Regions from separate parts of the Homo sapiens genome. Here region 1 is linked to region 2. A link is a loop called in an ENCODE intact Hi-C map of the cell type or tissue named here. Cell type or tissue: GM12878. All regions are shown on one strand.

What was found. Peaks named below come from ENCODE experiments on the same cell type or tissue, not always from the same donor. Only the 100,000 strongest peaks of a DNase experiment are listed, where the experiment ranks them.
Region 1: a loop joins it to region 2, with 9 times the contacts of the local background. A loop is called at or near these places in 39 of 110 quality-filtered maps.

What each region holds. Positions count from the first base shown.
Region 1 is chr7:37,832,345-37,834,844 of GRCh38, forward strand. No RefSeq gene overlaps it. Among named protein-coding and RNA genes, the nearest start is that of NME8, 15 kb to the right of the region's middle. RefSeq lists an enhancer at 145-244. In GM12878, CTCF peaks have their summits at 100 and 1,388 (motif pointing left); no DNase peak of the experiment used is centred here; H3K4me3 peaks cover 328 bases; H3K27ac peaks cover 400 bases.
Region 2 is chr7:37,625,226-37,627,725 of GRCh38, forward strand. No RefSeq gene overlaps it. Among named protein-coding and RNA genes, the nearest start is that of GPR141, 57 kb to the right of the region's middle. In GM12878, no CTCF peak of the experiment used is centred here; no DNase peak of the experiment used is centred here.

The DNA of each region.
Region 1 (2,500 bases), 210 kb after region 2:
TGGCAGCTGCCTTCTCAGCCCTTATCACAGCTGAGGCTTCCTGGGGAGTCACGCTTCTCCTCTTCCACCCACTGTGGGCGTGGGGTGCCACCCCACGGCTTCTCCTGGTAGCTCTGATGCTGCCACTGCAGTGACCCTGGCACCATCTGGTCCCTGGATGTACTTGCTGACACTGCCATCATCATCACCTGCACCTCTGCCCCAAGACAAGGTTGAGGATATTTTTCCCAGACCAGTTTCCCCAGTTGGGGATGTTTGTCCTAGGCCTAGATGCCATTCTAGAATCAGGAACTTAATCAAATCATAGATCTTCACTTGAAGAAAGCATAATGTCGATGGCCATGAACCAGCAATTTTTCTTCCTTTCTCTCATCTCCCTACTCCTTTTTAGGGCTATTCTGCCCAGCCTCATTTCCCCGTTCTGGATGGCAGATCCATCTTCTAGAAATAACTTTCAAGATGGAACTATAATCCAGGTCTTTGGTTGTAATCGAGGTCTTCTGGGAGTTCCGTTTTGGGATCCAGACTTATATCAAATCCTACATTTGCTTCTGGGGAAAGTTAAAATTTTGATATACAAGAGAATTAAAAAAATACTGTGCCATCAGAGATTAAAATGCTAATGGAAAGTAATTCAGGAGAGAAGAAAAATTGATTATGCTAATAAAAATAATATCAATTTGGTTGAAAATGCAAAATACAGTTTAGGTCCTCAGGGGCCATGGTAGAGAGTGTGGTAGGATTAATGAGAGAAGGAGTGGGGTAGTCCCTGCTTTGTGCGGGGTCTAGTCTTGAGGGGTTATTCTTGCTGTTCATGGTTGATGTGTGACGACACCTCCATACTTGTGTTGGAATCCTAGGGATTTCTGGGCATCGGCTCCCACTTCTAAAGACAGGGACTCTCCTGTGTCGGAGCTTTTGGGGTTCTGCTGAGAAAGGGGGAGGCTGAGTAGCACGAACTATCATGATTGATTAGTAACGTCTGCTACAAAAGTGGGAGGGTGGGGGACGGCTCATATGGCAAATATTTATCACCTTACCCCATAACATGCTTTCTGGCTGTATTGTCAGGCTGCTAGGAAATGCTTTCCACTCGGAACTGAGACCTAAAACTGGAAACTAGGCTGCAGGACCACCTGGGTACGTGTGAATTACAGAGGTTCATGCATTTCCAAATGGGGGTGTCATTTTAGAACTGGGGCGTAAGATGATGAGCAACAGAAAAGACAACGCCGAGCCCCCGGGTATGAGCTCAGAACTCTTTACATGTTTGATGCTCCAAATGGTCTAGGGCAGGGGGGCTTCAGAGCCTTGGCAGCAGAACGTGGTCGCGTAGATGTTTATCTGATTTTCTGTTGCGCTGCTGCTCAACCGCCACTACGGAAGTGCACACTGCCACCTTATGGACGTCTTGAGAAGTTACACTTACACGTTATTAATTATATTAAATAAAATTCAAATGTAATAAATAATGTCAGGGGTAGTTTTTATAAACATTTGCAATGAAAATTCATATGAGGACTTCAGACAGAATATATTCAAATGAAGAGTTGATTTCGATTTCACTGATGAAATTAAATAACAGGATTAAGATGAAATTCTCAGCTATTTTAGCATTTTAGTGTTTTTCTGCTACTGAGTTGTGGGAATTCCTTATATGTTTCGGCTTGTCATAAATATGGTTGACAAATATTTTATCTGATTTTATACGTTTTTTCACTCTATTGATTATTTCCTTGGTTGTACAGAAACTTTTTAATTTTATGTAGTCCCACTTGTCTATTTTTTACTTTTGTTGACTGTGCTTTTGGTGTTGTATTCAAGAAATCACTGCCAAGATCATTATCATGAAGCTTTCTCCCTATGATTTCTTCTAGAAGTTTTATAGTTGGGGTATTACATTTATTTATTTATTTAAAGACAAGATATTGTTCTGTCACTCAGCTGCAGTGCAGTGGCACAATCAAAGCTCACTGCAGCCCCAACCTCCTGGGCTCAAGTGATCCTCCCATCTCAGCCTCCCAAGTAACTGCAGGTAACTACAAGTGTGCACTACCACACCAGGCTATTTTTTGTGGAGACAGGGTTTCTCTGTGTTTCCTGGGCTGATTTCGAACTCTTGAACTCAAGTGATCCTTCCACCTTGCCCTCCTAAAGTGCTGGGATTACAGGTGTGAGCCTCCAACCCTGGCCAGGTCTTACATGTAAGTCATTAATCTATTTTGAGTTGAATGTTGTGTGTGGTGTAATATACACATGTGAATATCCAGTTTTCCTAACATTTGTTGAAGAAACTACTGTGTATTCTTAGCATCTTTGTCAAAGATCAATTAATCATATGTGTGTGTGTTTATTTCTGCACTCTCCATTCTATTCCATTGATTTATGTGTTTATCTTTAAGCCAATACAATACAGTTTTAATTGCAGTAGCTTTGTAATATATTTTGAAATCAGGAACTATGATGCCTCCAGCTTTCTTTTTTTTTCTAGAGATTGTTT
Region 2 (2,500 bases):
GGGATGGTGTGATAACTGTGCTCTCCTTGGCTGATTTTGGCATCAGAATGAGATACAATAGCTTTTCTCTCTTCCTGTAAGTGAGGTGTTAACTTTCTGTGTTTTCCTTCTGGTTTTGGAACGGGTTAGGTAACAACAAATATGCCTTTCTTTAGGTTTAATAAAACATGCTGTAAACATATCTGGGTATGTTTTCATTTTGAGAGTGTAGCTTGCCTAACTTCTACATTTCTTTTATGATTACTGGTATATTCATGTTATTTATGTTTTCTCCTTAATCTTGAATTGATTTTGTTAAAATAACCCATCAATTTCAAATATATACTGTATTTTTGTTGGTATAAATTATCACATAATTAAATACATTGTAAATGTATTTAAAATTTTTTATTCTTTCAGATATTTTATAATGCAACTTTATGTATTATTTGAATTTCATCATTCTATATTGAAAAAGAAAATGTTAAAAAAACTTCAAAATGAATTATATGCAAATGCTTGGCACATTTACTATGTAAGTTAGCTTACTATTACTTATTATTAAAATGTTATTGGACTAACTGAAGTAAAATATATATAGAAATGCCATGCATTTAATTTAAATGGCATCTTTAGTATCTCCAGTTGCACAGTAGATTAGCACATGGTACTTATAAATGATATATTCATTTTATGCTATAAATTTAGAACTTCATTAGGGAGAGATCATGTCTTATTTGTTTTTACCAATCTAGCATGTAGCCCAAGTAAAATGCTCTTAGGTAATGTAGCTTAATGAAGGATTAAATGAAAAGTTTATTTCATGATTACTTATTAAAAGAAAAGCAAAGAAATACTTTTGTGTTTATTATAAAGTTTTAGGGTTTAAGTCTAACTACATTTCTTACATAAACCACAAAAATTTACATCATTAAAATAATTAACACTATCAAAACTATTAATACTTTGGTAAAGTATAAACATTCATGGAGTGTACTTTTTAAATATGGGAGAGCAGCTAGGGCATTTGGGGACAGTGCTGATACAATTTCAACTGAAAAAATAACAATGTGTGTTACAATGAATACATTTGTGACTTTTGAAGATTTGACGTTTAAAATATTTGAAAAATTACAGAAAAATACCTGGTGGTTGTTATTTTATCTCTGACATAATAATTTAAAATATATTTGAAAAATTTTGTGGGTTGCAATTTTTTTAGCAGTTATTTTTCTCAGTAAGTTATTTTCCAAAGTAACAAGTAGATGGCATTATATCACTATTCTTAACAGTATTATAATACAATTCTTAGCATAATGATAATGCTCTAGAAACAAATTTCATCAAGTTGTTTTTTATCTTGAATTAGTCAGCAAAATGAACGGGTTTATTCTAATTAAATAGAGCTTAAGATGACGATATTTTAAGAATATAATATGGCTTGTTGTTTCCTCAAAATAATTGTGTCACAAAATAATGGCTAAACATTAAATATTTATTAAGAAAAATAAAACAACACGGGAATAAAATTTCCTGAATCACTTTGCACTTAACAATATGGTAAAATCTTAAGTTGTTCCTGAGTCTTGAGAAGAGATAATAGATAGTTAATTATATTTCTTCAATAAATACAATGTCAAAATAGTGCATATGAATCTACATGTCAAAATAGTGATGACTGTAAGGATAATCATAATTGTTCCTTAAATTTTTATGTCATTTATAAAATTTTCAGCCCATTAGCAACATATTATCTCATTACAAAAATGTGCTTAATCATATTAAATGCACCGAAATCATTAGAAAAATGATTCTCTGATTCTGTGGGGCCTTAGAAAGAAAGGCTCTCAATAAAAGACTTTTCTGTGTAGTTGGTTTTCCACAATTTAGCTGTGCATAAGTGCATTTTGAAAAGATGTATATACTTTGTATGAAAATGACTCTATGTAAGTTCACTAGAATGAAAAGGAAACATGCCCTCATTACAGGGAAAGTGAATACACCTGAGATTTGTTTGATAGTGATATCCACTTCCTTCCTACCCTCACTCCCTCCTTAACCACTGACAACAATGAATCTGTTTTCCATTTCTACACTTTTGTCATTTCAAGGATATTATATAAATGAATTCATACACTATATAATCTTTTGGCATTGGCATTTTTCACTCAGCACAATTCTCTGGAGATTTATTCATACCATTGTGTGGATTAATAGTTTGTTCCTTTTTATTGTTGAGTAATATTCCATTGTACAAAGTACCACAATTTGCTTAACCGCACGTTTGTTGAAGGATATTGAGTTGTTTCTCATTTTGGGTTATTATGCATAAAGATGCTGTAAACTTTTGTCTACAAATTTCACCTGTATGTTAATTTAGGAAGAACTGACAGCTTTACTATATTGCATCTTCTGATCTATGAACATGTAAGGTCTCTCCATTATTTCAGTATTCTTTGATTTCCTTCATTAATATTTGTAGTTTTCAGCATATAAGATCTGTACATATTTTGTTAGATAT